2 separate regions of the Homo sapiens genome follow, and region 2 is linked to region 1. The links are chromatin loops, found by intact Hi-C in ENCODE. Cell type or tissue: PC-3. All regions are shown on one strand. Links, peaks and the distances in the headings refer to the core of each region. The heading gives the core; the rest is flanking DNA. Region 1 overlaps ARSJ (arylsulfatase family member J). Region 2 has its middle 290 kb from the start of ARSJ.

Region 1 (8,348 bases), core at 328-8,327:
TAGTATGCTAGAGGGTGACATGCTCTAAGAAAGAAGATAAGGCAGGAAAGAGGATTGGGAGTCACAGAAATTGAGAGGACAATATTACAAAGGTCACGGAAGACCTTGATAAGAAGGGAGGCAAGGAAGGGATCGTTGTATGTAGCTTCTCCAGGCAGAAAGAAGAGTGAATGCATAAGTATTACAACAGGAACACCCCTGGTGTGTTCAAGTACCATTACAGGACAGCCCCACTAAGCTAGTTCAGAGACAGACCAGGAGAGATTAAGAGGAAATGGGGTCAAAGCAGTTAAAGAAGCCAGATCCTGTAGTGTAATGTAGGCACAGGCAGGGGCACTGACTTTCACTCGACTAAAATGGGATCCACTGGGAAGCTTGGAGCAGAAGGGGAACCTGATCTAACTTCATTTTTAACAGAACTGCTTTAGTGGCTGTGTTGAGGATAGATCATGCAGGTCGGATGGAGAGCAGGTGGATCTGTTAAAGAGACCATAGCATTAACCTGTGTGAGAGATCATGGGACAGAGGGAGGGGTGATGGAAAGTGATGGATTCTGAGTATATTCTGCAGATAGAGCAGACAAGATTTTTTGATGAACTACAAATGCAACAGGAAGAAAAGGAGGAGTCAAGGACAAATTCAAGTTTATTCATTCAACTATTAGAAAAAAAAAAAAAAAAGGTGCCTGCTCCAGCAGACATGTATCACAAGTTACAGGAATCTCTTTGACAATTATATTTCACATTTCAAAGCCTACCAATAAATAATAGTCTTTGTTTCTCCCTTCTTTTTCTGACTCCCTTAGGTTTTATATTTTGAAGGATTGCAGTTATAGATTTTTTTTTCTTTTATCATAGTAAGTGGTGTCAGAAGGTCTGCATCTGAGTTCTGGCTCAGCCACTCACTAATATTTCAAAAGAAAGAAAAAGCAGCACAGGTGAATGTTGGGGCAGGGTGCTACATTAGGGCAAGCATGCTTGTCTGGCCTCACGGCTGTCCCAGAGTTGAATGAACTGGGTGAATTCACCATTCTCCCTTACTTCACTACGTTGGACTTGTAGCCAAAACTCTGCATGTTATTAGTCCATCCATATGGTCAGATGGTTGATGATTAAAAGAAATCAACAGAAAGAGCCAATGTATGCACTCAACATCCCTATTTTCATCAAAATGAAAATGTTGCTACTTCAGACTATTGATTGCATCAAATATCAAGTGTTTACACACACACACACACACACACACACACACACACACACACACACAGAGAGAGAGAGAGAGACAAACACAGGCACACATACATGTTTTTCCCTTTCTCTTGGATTAATGTCAAGGCAAAAGAGTCTGAGCAGTAGTTGGTGGTCCTGCACTTACATTTTTAGAATTATAATTTTTAAGGATTTACATCTGGCAAGATTTTTGTTAAAACTTGAAGTCCACCTATTTTGCTTCTTATTTTAAAATAGCTAAAAATAGGTCATTTGCTTTAATTTATAGAACATTGTCATTTATTACAACTTTTCCACATTGGTGATCTCTTCTTTTTGTTCTCCAAAAGCAAAGTACTCACTAAACAGTTTATGGGCCAACCTGCATAAGTTGTATTACTGCTGGCTTTTGATGCAGTTTTCTGGGCCAAAGAGTTAACAGCTGTGCAGACATTGAGAAAGATTTCATTGAGAGGAATGTTTGTTTTAATGCATTCACCTTAGTTACCACACACAGTATTGAAATCAAAACGTCCAACCTCCATCTGATGTAACATGTTAGCCCAAACATTCCCTTTCTTAGATTTTAAGAACAAGCACTACAGAACATATCCTGCAAAAGAACATTTGTGATTGTTTATTTTTTAAAGAATAAGAATCTCATAATCTTTTACAAGTTCAAATCCCTTCTCTAAGCCCCTTTATTTTAAATCTTAAAGTGTAAAACTTTAGGCAACCCAGGTTATGTTGTTGGGTAAGTGCTACTTCACTTCCAACGTGCTGGATGCCTCCTCCAGGTGTGATCAGAGTGTGGGTGTCACTTCTCCATGGTGTCTGCTCAGGATCTGCACTGTAGTCTCTCTCTCCCATTACTTATTTTTCACCTAGAGGAGCTGCCCAGTTCACGTTACCTATGTTTGCCAAAGGTAAATTGGTTTATTTCTCTGTTGGACTTGAAACTTATTCTATAATTTTTCAAACTCTTTTTCAATGTGTCACTTTTCAGTCAAATGAATTTCTTGATGGAAAAGAAGTCCAGCATATAAAACAAAAGAAAGTAGATCTGCTAGTGCAGGTTCCAGCCTCAACCCCTTCCTTCTAAGGCAGGCTCGGGGCACTTCTGCCAATCTCCAGGGCTCCTGGGTCATTGTTTGAAAAACACTGCCCTATTCAATCTACTTTGAGGGAATTTTCTTAACATATCAAGAAAATAAGTTACTGACTTAATGCTACAAATAAGTAATATGTTAATAAGGCAATCATTCTCAAGAAGTACCAGCATCAAGTTATAAAATGTAAAAATAATGAATCAGCAGCAGCAATAATAAAAAGCTACAGATCTATTAAACACATCTTTTATAAGAAAATTCTTTGATTCTTTTTTTTCTACAAATTATAGCTGTCATTTTGATGAATACACCAGAATCAATTATAGCTATTAAAGTTGAGGCAGTTCACTAATAATCCTGCGGTTTTATAACACCACCATGGAGATGAAAATGAAATACTTTAACATTCAAACCAGGATACTGGAGGTACACAGAAAATAATTATAAAACAGCAAGGTTTGTGAAGTAGAGAAGCTTTTTCAGATGATCTCAAACTCTCAAATTTTTCACTTGTCATCAAATTCAATAGCCCAGTAGTGAGGAAAGCATACAAGGAAACTATTATTCAATAACTAAGCTGTAGTTAGGCATACCAGAACAGGTATAGGGAACCACACATAAAATTTATTCTCGATCAATGTGTATTTTGTAAAATGCCCACTACAACTCATTGTCAATACCTTGTTTTCTTATCGTTTTATCATTGCCTAATTGTATTTTATCCATGTCTCATTATTATTTCTCCAACTCTAAAACAGGGAAACCAGTAGGAAGCTGTCTGAATGAGAAACAAAATACTGAAAAAAAACCGTAATGATAACACTAAGAATGGAAAGAGAACAATAATTCAAGAGAGAAGCAATGATAGAAGGTACATTACTTAATACCCCAATGAACATAGTCTTGAAGACAAGAGAAACTAGAAGGCTTTCAGAAAAAAAATCTATTGGGTGGCTGATAGATCACAGTAAAATTAACTAAAATACAAGGTTGGGAATATTCTGACTTTTAGCTCTGCCATTTTGTTCCATACTTTCATTCCATTTTTCAGAAACCAAATTCCATTTGATAATATGCAACCATATAAACACATTCTGATGAAACAGTTAATCTCATGTTGATTATAGTTGCCAAATGTTCAAGAAAAAAACATGTTTAATATACACAAAGTAAAATATACTGTCTGTGAAATTTGTATTTTAATGCTACACATGATCATTGCAATCTCTGTAAATAAAAAATCATAGAACAGAGGTTCTTCTAATCAATGTTACAAATTCAGAAAAGATAAGACATGAAAACAGGGAAGTGCTGGTTCTCTCTTACCCAGCTTCTCATAACAGCTAAAAATTCTTTCTTCAGGCTGTGAAATCGTTCACAGGTTTATATATGTCCCTAAAGTTCAAATAGTGAAGTGTCTCGAGAGCTTTATTACTCTGACTCATGTTTGGCCAGATGACTCATTATTAAGGAATTGGTTTACTAAGTCAGATCTAGTGTGTGCATTTGAAACATTAAACAGAAAATTTTTGAAAGGAAATGTCATGCATATTTAGAGGTAGAGCTGTTAATGGGACAGAACACTGAACTGAGGGTAAACAGAAATTATTCCCCCCACAGTATGCTGTTGGCTTTTAAGGTTTATGTTCTGTGTGAGCCATTCAGAAAAATGTCTACCGCAACATGAAACAGATTACTTAATTTCACATTTGCCTGAAAAGAAATGTTCTCTTCAGACAGCTCTAGTTATTATTTAAATTTTATCGTGCTTTTAAATTGCTATTTTAAGAAGAAAGTCATCATTTTTATCTTCCCACCCCCATCCCGCTCCCAAAACACAAATGGTTTGATTCTGAAGAGGTTATTAAAAGGGTTGGTAGAGTAGAAATGGCAAGAGTGGGTGTAGCCTGCGTGCGGGGTTTAATCTTGCAAGAAAGGAAAGAGAAATGTGGCAATTTAAAAAATAGCGGGTTCCAAGAGAGGATATTTTCAAGATAGAGAGAGACATATGCTTGAAGGTGAAGGCTGAGGAGAAAATATAGGGAAATTAGTGGAAAGTAGAAGATTAAAGAAATGAGAGAGGTAAATTTATACCACAATCACCCTCTTCTCAGCCTATTTGAAATTTTATTTCTCTTCAAAGAGCTACATCAATGCCACATCCTTCTCCCAACCTTCCATGCCTTAAGCTCTGTTATGTATCTATTTGTATATATGTATCGGCTAAAGTCAAAACATGCAGGTTAATATCCATAGAGAAAAAAATAACCAATCTATGATGTAGGAGCCTGATCTTTATCAAAGTTAGGGGTTCAAAGACCTTCTTTGGTTATCATAGGTGTCTAGTTTGGAGAACATAGTGCAAATAGAAAAATAATTAATGGATTCTTTCATTTTTCTACAAATAGGTGAACATTAGACACCATGCTGTCTTTAGTCATAATATTGATAATGCCTTTTGTGCTGCTGGTAATGCACTTAAATTTTTTAACGTTAATTTTGCTTCTATACCTCTGTCCTTAATTCGACTGAATTTTCATTGTACATTTTATGTACAGCAACATTTAATAAGGAGGCTGATTTTTTCATCTCCTTTTTGCCAGACTGCCTAAATCAGTTCATGTTGCGTCAGGCAAGAGAACTGGTGTTCAGCTTGCTTTTCCATGGTTTGTTTGGAAGGAGAGAGTAAGAGGAAATAGAGGCTCCAGGCAGTGGCAACAGCTGGAAGGCATCTCTAATTAGATTCCAAGCAAACTTGGGCTCCATTTATAACTTTCCATATGCTGGCTTACAGTTTCTTTTAAAAGGCTCCCAAAACAACATGCAAATTTAAAAAGATTTGCTGCACTTGTTTATGTCACTCAATATGAAGTTGTTTTTCTTGAGCACCTTAGCATAGAACGTAGACTAGTAATCACTCAGTCCTAACTTTGAAGATGTTATCCAGACAAGATGGTCTCAGAAGGTGTGTGTGCTTGACTGATTTTTTGTTTGTTGATAAAAATTTTTAGACTGCTGTTACATCATAACAATTAAGAGATGTTTTAAGCCTTGTAGATGAAATTCTGTCTCACTTTTAAGTTTGTTCCTACATAAGCAATTTGGAGTCTTTTTTGCAAGTTAATGTTACTTTTTTTAAAGAAGCACAAAGGAAGAAAATCATTGTGTTCAATACACAAATCAGTCACCGTGAACTATGAAAGTAAATGTTGTGCATTTGTGATTTTGGTTTTGTGCTCAACAGTAGAGAGAGAGCTCAGAGTTGATGGGTTTTGTTTTTTAATGTTCTATCCTGGAAAGTTTGATTTAAGATTTTCCCACTCAATGTAACAAAAGACCACATTTGTTTCAGAAAAAACGACTTTAAAGACTTATTTCCATTTTTAAATAAAAGGTTCTCTACTTATTTTTATATTTTTTCCCAATACAATGTATTGCTTATTAGCTTTGCAAGCATAAAGAGTTTCTTTCTATTTTTTTCTCAGGAGAGGTCTCTGAAATTAAGTTTTTTAAAAGAAGAAGAAATCCCTAACATATAAGGATGCTAATAGAGATATTTAAATAAAATGGTGGAAATACTTTTTGGAGAGCTAAAACTAAAAGAACTGTCACCATCCTAAGACATCGGACATCACATTGAAGCCTTTATTCCTATTAGCTTACTATATAATGAATCTTCCTCAAGGCCTTCCTCCCCAAACCTGCCCTTGCTTGAAAACGTTTTATATTATGAACTGCCTACAATTATTAACGGCATTGATTATTCTAAAGTAAAATACACCCTCTAATTTAGGACAATATACATAATTCTATAGGTCCATCTTGCTGCTACAGCTGCAACAGCCTATAAAATACTGCATTGCCACCAGTCTCTTCCCACATTAAGCCACCGGAATTGTCTTTCTAAACTGCACATTCCATGGTGCTATTGCCTGCCTGAAAAGCATAGGCTGTTGGCACCCTGGAGCCTGCAAAGTCACTACATCTCGTCGTGTCATCAAAGACCCCTCTCAAACCGGCCCCTGCAGTCTTTCAGACTCCTTTCTCACCACTCGTTCAAGTACCCTGTGATCTACTTGCAGTGACCATGTCACCATTGCATGAACTTAATCTCTTTCTCATACTTTTATGCCATTGCGTGAGCTGCTCCTTTCCAAATGCATTTTACCCATTTCTCATCCTGTGAAGATACAATTTATCCTTCAGAACTCTAATTTAATTTTACTTCCTTTGCTTATTCCTGCAGACAAGTTTCTCCTTCTTAATTCAAACATTTTATTCATTGCTTTCTTCTCCATTGCACTTTGAGCTCTTCAAAAAGATAGGCTTTGTCTTCTAAAATTTAAATTTCCCCAAGTATTTGGCATTATATGATACATAGTAAATGGCCAGTAAAGATTTATTAAGTGAATGTGTGGTCCCACCGATTTCTAGTTTATTTAAAACATTTCTTCCCATTTTTGCTTTTAATGTCGTAGAACCCCTTCTCCTAGTCTTCCTGTTAAGTGATTAACAATTAACTCTTTATGTTCTAGGGGAATATATTAAATATTCCCTATAAGGAGAGGTGGCGTGGCTCTTTATTATTATGGGTTTAAATCCTAATCTATTTTATTCCAAGCACATGTTTCATAAAGTAGGCTTTATCTAGCTTGCTTTCGCTTTCAAAATCACTACAAACTCTTTGAAACCAGCCTAGGCAACATGACAAAACCCTGTCTCTACAAAAACTAGCCAGGCATGGTGGTGCATGTCTTTAGTCCCAGCTACTCGGGAGGCTGAGGTGGAAGGATCACTTGAGGCAAGGAGGTTGAGGTTTACAAATTAACCAAATAACAGTTTTTAAATAGATTTCAATAATGTTTTCAAATGTTCAGTTTCCATACTACAAATAACTCAGAAATATGACCTCATAAAATATTAGCTGCTGTGGCTGGAAGATACTAAAAGGCAACATTTTCTAAAAATTACATTGAAAGGTATAATCACAACATTATTGTTGTTAAAACATTTTCAGAGAGGCACCACAAGGTAGCAGAAGCTCTGGATTTGGAATCAAAAAACTTCATTATAGAGTCAAAATTTATGGTTTAAAAGTTTTTTGCTGTGTGCTCTTAACTAGATCACTTTACCTCCCTAAGCCTCAGTTTCCTGAGCTATAAAAGAGGATTATAACAGTTATGAAGGTTAAACAAAGCAACATGTAGACCGGAAAGCACTCTACAGATGTTAGTAATTATTATGTGCATGGTATTTATTGAGTTCTACCCATATGGATTTAGTGCTTGGAAAAACCAGTCCGACTGCATCCTAATAGTAGTTTCTTTTATAATAAAAACGGTGGCACAGCTCCTGCAGATGGCATGGAACCTGGGCTTGAGTATTGCCACTGATTCTTTTTTTTTTTTTCCTAAATATCCTGATTGGTTATACAGTCATTTGGATTACCATGAGTCCATGCAAATTTACGACCTAAAAGAAGCTGGCAAATTGGGTTAATATTTAAATAATAACCAATCTGTTCATTTATTTTGATATATTTTATTTAGAATTTGGGGTGAGGAGAAGGTAACTGTATCTGCAATAACTGCTAATGGACTTTCTCAATCTAGATTTATGGCAGTGCCATTGGATCTATGGAAACTCTGAGAAGTGGCTTTAGTTTACTCCTGACAGTGTCTCTGGTTTTCAATTTTTGTTCTACCCTTTCATTATCTTCTGCTGATGTTAAAAGTGCCTTGATCTTCCTTTTCTCAGATTTCTCCAATAATTATTTTCATCCATCTGGTATAGGCTTGGAAACAGATGCTGTATGCTCACATATGCTCAAAAAAAAAAAAAAGAAAAGAAAAAGAAAAGTCAATAAATTGAGAGGGAGAAGAAAGGACATACTTCTGTTTACAGCAGGGACAGAAGGAACCAAACCAAAATAAGACAAGACAGATAAGTGCAAAGAAAACAGCAAAGGGAAAGATATGACTGTATTAGAAAAAATAAAAATCATCTCTAAGAGCTTCCAGACATCTGGCTC
Region 2 (8,348 bases), core at 47-8,046, 310 kb before region 1:
TCCTGAAATTTGGGAAAACAGATGCACCAGAGACCAATATCTGCTTATCTGAAGCAGAAGCTGTTAAAGTGCTGAAAACAAAGAAACACTTAAATGGTAATTTTTGATTAACTGCATGAGAGTAGACTATCTAAAGAGTGAGAAACACAGTCTTAGAAGTGGCCCACACTTTAATAGGCTTTACCTCCAGGAGCTCTACCAGATTCTGATGGTGAAGACGGGAGAAAAGTCCCCTTATGGCTCTGTAAAGTGGAGGGAAAAATGAATCATTTTGAAATACACTCAGAGCATTCTCCATAACAAAGGCACACTCTTCAGTAGAAAAGGCTATGCCGGAACCTTATCCCAGCTTGGAGAAGGAAATTTCTCTTGCTCCAGCCTACGCTAACCCTTCCATTTCACCAAAGAGCAGAAATACATAGTCAACAAGGACCAGGGCTTCAAGGACATAAATTGGGAACACTGCAGTTTGGGAAAGAAGTGGGAATCTAAGGAAAATTAGTCCATACCACCAGAGAAACAGTTGTGAAGGTCACACCCCAGGGATACAAACCCACTAAAGGACAGATTTAATTGCAAGATTATATAATGCTCCTACTCTCCCACACCTTACCACCACACAAATACAATTCCAGTATAACAGTAGATTACATCTAAAAGGGCTGCAACACAAACTCCCTCTGACTAGAAGCACTCAGAGAAACTCAAGGTAAGAAGAGACAAATACAAGGACACTAGAAGAACATGAAGCATCTGGCAACTATAACTATAGCATGTGCTAAACACAGCCCAATTCCTAGCCAGATTACCATAAATCCTGACACGAAGGTCCTATTTACTTTAATTTGTTTTACCTGATACATGCCTGGCTTTCACAAAAAAATATAAAGAATGTCAAAATGCAATAAAAAATGCCATCTGATGAAACAGAGAATCACCATAATTAGACTCATGGCTGAGATAGGTATTGAAATTATCAGACTGGGCGTTTCAATTAATAGGAATTATTATGGTAAGGGCTCTAATGAAACAGTAGATAATATTCAAGAGCAGATAGGTAAAATAAGTTGACATATGGAAATCCTAAGAAAGAATCAAAAGGAAATGCTAGAAGTAAAAAACATAGTAAAATAAATGAATACTGCCTTTGACGGGCTCTTCAGTGTACTCAAAACAGCCAGGGAAATAAAGAGTGAGCTTGAAGATAAATCAGTTGAAACTTTCCAAACTAAAATAAACTGAAAAAGAATCTTAAAAGAACAGACTATCCAACAACTGTAAGATAATATCAAAAGTTAAAATATATGTATAATTGGAATATCAGAAGGAGAAAAACAAAAAATGGAGCAGAAGAAACATTGGAAGAAATAATAGTTGAGAACCTTCCAAAATTAACACCAAACAAAAAATTACAGATTTTGGATGCTCAGAGAAGCATAAATATTAAAAAAAAAACACAAAAACATAGACACATATACTTAGACGTGTCATATTCAAGCTGTAGAAAACCAAAGACCAAAAAAACATCTTTAGAGAAGCCTAAGAGAAAATAAAGTACTTGATTTCTGGAGGAACAGGGATAAGAAAGACAGTACACTTCTCAGAAAAAAAACATGCAAGGAAAAAGAGAGTATGACAAAATCTTTAGTATAGAAAGATAAGAACCACCAACTTATAAGTCTACACCCGGTGAAATTATCTCTCAAAAGTTAAGGAGAAATACAAATCTTGTCAGATGAATGAAACTGAGGGGATTTTTGCCCAAAAGAAATGTTCAACGTTTTTCAGACTTTCAATTTGGGCCCATCATGTAAGGAACTTGAATGTTGTTACTTTATCCTAACAAGGAAAAAGCTGAAGAAGCTCAAAAATCAACAACTTGTCCTAGAGCTGTCAGAGAATTCAGGTGTCAGGGCAAATCACTGACCCCAAAATTGGATTGACAGACAGGTGCATACAAGGAGTCATGGCTTATTGAAGCAGAAACGGCCATGGGAACTAGAACCAGAGCAGAAAAACCTAAACAGTAATTGATTGCTAGAGGCTCATTGTAGGCAAGTCTGAGAGTTCAAAACTCCAGGATGGGGAGCAGTGATAGGGAGTCCCCACACTTTTATGAGTTTTACCTCCAGGAGTTCAATGTGGTTCTCCCAGTGCACAGTGCAAAATCCCTTCATGCTTCCATCATGGGGATAGAGGACTAAATGCACTTATAAAGTTCACATTTCAGAGGCACAAGCTAAAACCGAGACCTAATCATAATCACTAGAATTGCAAAGAATTTCTGTAGATACTGAACCCTCAAGAAGATAGAGCAGAACTCTCTACTTCTAAAGTATGGGCTACACATAAAAATTTCCTCCAAAGAGCAGAACATAGGAAAGGGGAAGAAAAAAAGAGTAACTTTACAGTGGAGAAATCTGAAAAGCACTATCTCAGCCAGGTCATCAAAGCCAACATCATCAGTGATAAATCATGTTGACAGTATGTACCTTTGATGTGATGTGATAAGAATAACACCTGACCTCTGTAAATTCTTTTCCCAAAAACCTATAATCTGAAACCAGGCATAAGAACTATCTCAGACAAATTCCAATAGAGAAAAATTCAACAAAATACCTAGCCCACACTTCTCAAAACTGCCAGTCATCAAAAATAAGGAAGTCTTTCTGTGCTTGGGTTATTTCACTTAACATAATGATCTCTAGTTCCATCCATATTGCTGCAAATGACTGGATCTTATTTTTTTTTAATGACTGAATATTCCATTGTGTAAATGTACCACGTTTTATTTATTCACTCATCTATTGATGGACACTTAGGTTGTTTCCAAATCTTAGCTATTGTAAACAGTTCTGCAAAATGTACACACCTACTATGTATCCATAATTTTTTTTAAAAAATTAAAAGTTTAAAAATTTAAAAAAAATAATAAACAAAGAAGTCTGAGAAATTGTAACAGCCAAGAGAGCCCAAGGAGATATGACAACTAAATGTAATATGATATCCTGGATGGAATTCTGGAATATAAAAAGACCATTAGGTAAAAATAAAGGAAATCTAATTAAAGTATGGATTTCAGTTAATAACAATGTATCAATTATTTCATTAGTTATGACAAATATACCAAATGTAAGATATGAACAGCAGGAGTAACAAGATATACTATCTTCACAATTTTTCTGTAAATCTACATTTATTCTAAAATTAAAAGTTTATTAAAATTGCCTTAAAACTTGTATGCATAGATAAAACAACTTGAATTTTAGATGTATAGGCCTGAATTTCCTCATTTTATAATACAAGAAACTGACTTCTGGAGGAAATGACTAAACCAAAATCACACAATTCTTGAACCCTCATCTATATTACTGAATGCTGCCACCATGCCTGTTACCTGAGAGATTTCCTAAGTTTCTTGAAAATTCATAGTGTGAAAATCATCAATATTAGTAAATATGTAAGAAGTGTAAAGCCCTTTGAATGTAGCATGTTAATTTGACTTCTTCCTGAAGTATTTTTTGTCAAACTCATTGGATTCAACAAAAACCATAAGTGCTTAAAAATCATGACCTCACCCAGCATTACTCATAAGACAGAACTGTTTATACAAAGTAACAGTACCATAAGTCATGCTGCCCTCTGAGTCAATTTGCTTCAGGAATAACTTTGCAAGACAAGCCTTACTTTCACAGGAGACTTTTGACTAAAGAAAAGACATGAGTGGTCAAAAAATTTCCTGTTTATTTTTTTAAAAATTTTTGGCCAAAAAGAAATAATTGTCCTGGGAAATTGCAACCCAGAGCAGTTACATGGATTCTTTGTAATAATTTATTTTCAGTAGCATACTTTCTTCTCAGTTCATCTAGTTTACATTTCTAAATCCAATACGCCATAATCATACTAAAATCATTGGAACGTGATTTGATGACACAAAATGAAATTGGGTATATTAGATCCCAAGAAATAAAAGAGCTCTTAATTGAAAGCCTTGCAGAACAGGGAACATGCCTCACAGCTTTTCAATACTTTTTTCAATGCCTACTTTGACTTGTTTTAAATACTTAAACTCTAGTTTCCAGAAACAAAAGTAATGAAATAATATGATGCCCCTTAGCCCTATAGAAATATTAAATCCATTTTGCTAGATTAGCCAGTAAGTACAGCATTCAATATTACTCAATTATTTCATCCATCTGTTCAATATGGTAAAATGACCTTCCTAGTCATCTTTCCATGAAAAGAAACAATAGAGAGAAAAATTCAGTAGGTCTTTCAAAGTAAATAGTAAAGGAAACTAATTATTATTAGGCATCATGAATAGTCCTTAATACATTATTTCTCTATTTTGAATTTAAATATGATAGACTACTGTGGAGTAAACAATTTACAAAACAACAACAAAATGTTTTTTAAAACTCTTTAAACAGATGCTTAGTTTTTAGGGTTACTTTGGCTTCTGTTTTTCTTACTCTTGTATGACAGAAATTTTTTAGGGCTTATGTCTGGTGAAAAGATCTTTTAAAGAATCTTAGGTCCATTACTGCATGTGTTATAGTACTCACTTCCTTGGTGATATAATTAAATTTTGAGGTGACTGAGGTGAACGATAACTTCAATGCTTCTTTTAAAAAACAAAAGTAAAAAACTAAATTCTCAGTTCTAAACCTCTGATATTTTTTTCTGGGTCTTTATAAAGCCCATGAAATATTGTGTTTTTCTTTTTTTCTCCACTGGTTGTCTTTCTGTTGACTTTATTCACTGATCTTCTTTCTTTCTTTCACTATCTAGAAGTCTTGATTGTATCATCTGTTCAGTTATTTTATTGACTAACCCCAAACCAATTCTATTGTTTTCCCCTTTCCTTATTTCCCTCATGACTCAATCTGATCACTCCCTCTTTTGTTGACATTATTCCTTTTTTATTCCAGGACCTTCTTTCTTTTAACTGAAAATCATCCTTTAACTTCATAAAGTTCATATTACAGATTTAAAGGCTTAAAATACATAATGTTAACTTTCATTTTCACCTTTCTAAATGAAGGTTCTTAAAAAAGCTCTATGGGCCATTTTTAGTTGATAAAGAGTGTGAAAATATGGTTCATTACAATTTCATGAGTGAAGCAAATGGGATTAATAAACTGAAACTGTACAGGAAAGGAGATGCCCTAAAAGTGACATTCATTGCTTCTTTCATATCACACTAGTGGACTGACTGACAATGCTAAACACTCTTGAAATTGCTAGCTTGCTGGGCAATAAATTTAAACAAATGCAGCACATGATGAGGCTGAACTGAAAGTTGATTAATGAAGACATTAAATTGAAATTGTCTCCTTTCTCCTAAAAGCCAAAGCAAATTAACAACTGAAAATACAAAATAGTCTTTTATTTCTTCCTATTATTGCCTAAAATTTCCAAAAACTAGAACATAGTTGCCTAGCTTGATATTATTTAAAGCAAAATCCATCATCCACATGCTCTGCAATGGTGTGTGTGTCCCTTTGCGTGTGCACATACATAATGATACAGCTGGCTGAAGTAAAATAAAGCCTCTTCAAAATCAAATTTTTCTCCTTGTGGTTCAATAAAAAAAATCTATTTAGGTAAGAATTCAAATCTAAAATTAATCATTTTGATCACAAATGTGTTGCCTATCTTATACTTTATACATCATTATATATTTTTTTCTGGGGATACATAATCAGTGAGAAACTTGTTTGAACTTAAGAAAATGAAAACTTAATCTAGTGGGACTACCCACTTCAGCTTAAATTACTACAACATAAGATAAATTATAAGTGCTTAAGGGAATAAGGAAAGATTTATGGTAGTTTGGACAACAGAGTGTGGGTGTGTGTGTGTGCGCGTGCACACATGCGCATGTGTGTTGGCAATTGAGGGAGAAATTTAATGAACCCTGAAAATTTACTAGAATTTGAGCATTTGAAAATGATAGCATAAAACATTTCTGGCATTTAACAGGACACTGAAGCAAAAATAACGTATGAAAAACATTAAGAAATTCTCTTTTGCCAGGAGAATAGAAATTAAATAGAGTGGTGAAAAATAGAATTGGGAAGGCAAATTGGGGTCAGATCACTTAGGAATTTGGATTTTTTAACTATGAGATTAAGCACTATTCTGTGGAAATTGATAAATTGATAAGCTTTTAGGATAAATAAGTGGCCTGACCACAGTCAGCATCAGACTTTGACAGCAGAGGGTACGAATGGTAGGGAAGACAAGACATGAAAGAAAAATAAGAAAAAAGGCAGAGACATGGATAGAGAACCTGGGGAAGACTTTTGTTACTCCCCATTTGGGCTGAAAGACATGAGGTCACTGTGCCCTCAAATGGGTGTTAAATCATAAAGTATCACCACCAGATGTAAGATGGAAAGATTTAGAAGATCTTAAAGTACCGTAAAGTATCATAAAGTATCACCACCATATGTAAGATGGAAAGATTTAGAAGACATCAATAGGCAGATAGTAACCATCCCCTTTTCAGTCAAGCACACATGTATGAAAAACTCTCTAAGATTGGAGAAGGGATAGAGTGGAAGGAGATGAAGGATATTTCAATATTGGTGGGAGTACCTATGAATTCTTCCACTGTTCTTGGCTGAGTTTCTGGGATGGAGGTGGAAGTTGGGGCTGACCTAGAACCACCTTAATTCTCAGCTAAGTTTGCTGATTTGAAATATAAGCAACGAATCCCTATTTCCTGTCCAGAATCCTGAGGCCCAGCATTCTAAACAGAAATGCCTTCTATCACAGTCATATGGTAACAGAACAACAATGGCAAAGTACAGTGCCTTGATCAGAGAGCACCTAATGTCCGCACCTCAAGTCTTCTGGGCCTTGAGGCCTAAAAGTTACTTGAAAGCTGCTGTATATTCTCTACCAGAGAGGTTGGAAGTTAGCTGAGGAGCACTATAGTGGAAAATGGAGTGAACATTTGAATACTGCATTTGAAGACTATAGCTGTCCTACAGATATTGTAGCAAAATGAGAGAGATAAATGCTGTGGCTAGAATTCATTATTTCTGCTAACTGCCTTTATACCCCACAGAAGACTACCTCTCTGTGTGTATTTGGCCTTCACATTTCCAAAGGAAAAGATATCATTTGTTCAAATGGAGTTAGTGTATATTTTAGCATATTTATGCATAAATAGCAAATATTGTCCTTAGAAAGTCACTTTACCTAGATTCTTGGTTTTGGGTTCAGATTCCTACTACATCACCCATGGCCTCTTGATACACTGTCCAAAGATTATATAATAATGTCTAGGGATCACACAAGGGACATCACATTGTAGCTGTGTGACAGCAACCAGATGGTAAGCAAGTGAAATCAGTCCCAGCCTCACTGGGGCTGAGCACAGCATGTCTGGTTGAGGTATGCTCTAAGCCTGGCTACGTGCAAGTTGAGGTTCTTGTCTTCCTTTCCCATGTGTCCTTAAAATATCATCTGTTACTGTATGTAAACTCAGTGTGTCTTACCCTTACAACTTTGAACACCTAATAGTCACTTTGAGGCATTGCAACCTTAATTAACTCTTAAAAGTGTGAAATGATTATCTCCAAAGAACCGAGTCCTTCTAATTCACATCTTTCCTGCAAAATCTCTCAATAACTTTCTTCTTTTGAAAAACATGGAAATCCATTTCTACTATTTTATTAGCACTATTACTGCTACTATGTACTGATTTTTAGCAAAGTCTTCCATCTCCCTTAATATTATAGTAGTAAGGTGAAGATGAATTTGTCTCCATAAAACCATATGTGTAAAAAAATAATTATTTTTATATTTTCTAAAACTGAATTTAATTTATATTTTTGAATCCTCTTTCCACCTGAAATCACAAAATGTATTTATGTTGCAATGATAGGATGATGAAACTCCCATGGGGCCAGCCACAGCAGTAACCAGACTCAGAAATGGACATTCTTCACACTGAGCTGCATTAACCCAGGGAGAAGAAGAGGAGAGGCAACACGCCATATTTTCTAATGAGTTAAAGCCTAATTTAATCTGGAAATAACTAATGTTGACTAGTGTGTTTCCCCTAAAATAATTGCCTCTGATGGTCAATTTTATAGCTAAACCTAAAAAAGATGATTTAGGAAACACTGAGAAGTTCATCCCTCTTCCCACAATAAAAATATACTTTGCAATTTATTATTACAACTATCTTTCAAGTTATTTCCGTGGGTCTATGTTATTTTGAGAAACACAGATTACCCAAAGAATCTTACTTAACCAGTCAGTGACATCAGTGACATTCAGAATCAAGTGTATAAGGTTATATATCTATTTATCAATATTTATTTTAGTCC

The links. Hi-C counts contacts between places; a loop is a spot of excess contacts. Peaks named below come from ENCODE experiments on the same cell type or tissue, not always from the same donor. Only the 100,000 strongest peaks of a DNase experiment are listed, where the experiment ranks them.
Region 2: it touches region 1 in a loop (5-fold over the local background); 4 of 110 quality-filtered maps call a loop at or near these places.

Annotation. Positions count from the first base shown.
Region 1 is chr4:113,954,816-113,963,163 of GRCh38, reverse strand. All of the region lies in intron 1 of ARSJ (arylsulfatase family member J), which reads left to right. Among named protein-coding and RNA genes, the nearest start is that of ARSJ, 21 kb to the left of the region's middle. In PC-3, for the core only: no CTCF peak of the experiment used is centred there; a DNase peak (open chromatin) is centred at 3,773; H3K4me3 peaks cover 4,159 bases; H3K27ac peaks cover 4,555 bases.
Region 2 is chr4:114,267,745-114,276,092 of GRCh38, reverse strand. No RefSeq gene overlaps it. Among named protein-coding and RNA genes, the nearest start is that of ARSJ, 290 kb to the right of the region's middle. In PC-3, for the core only: no CTCF peak of the experiment used is centred there; a DNase peak (open chromatin) is centred at 3,622; H3K4me3 peaks cover 675 bases; H3K27ac peaks cover 2,586 bases.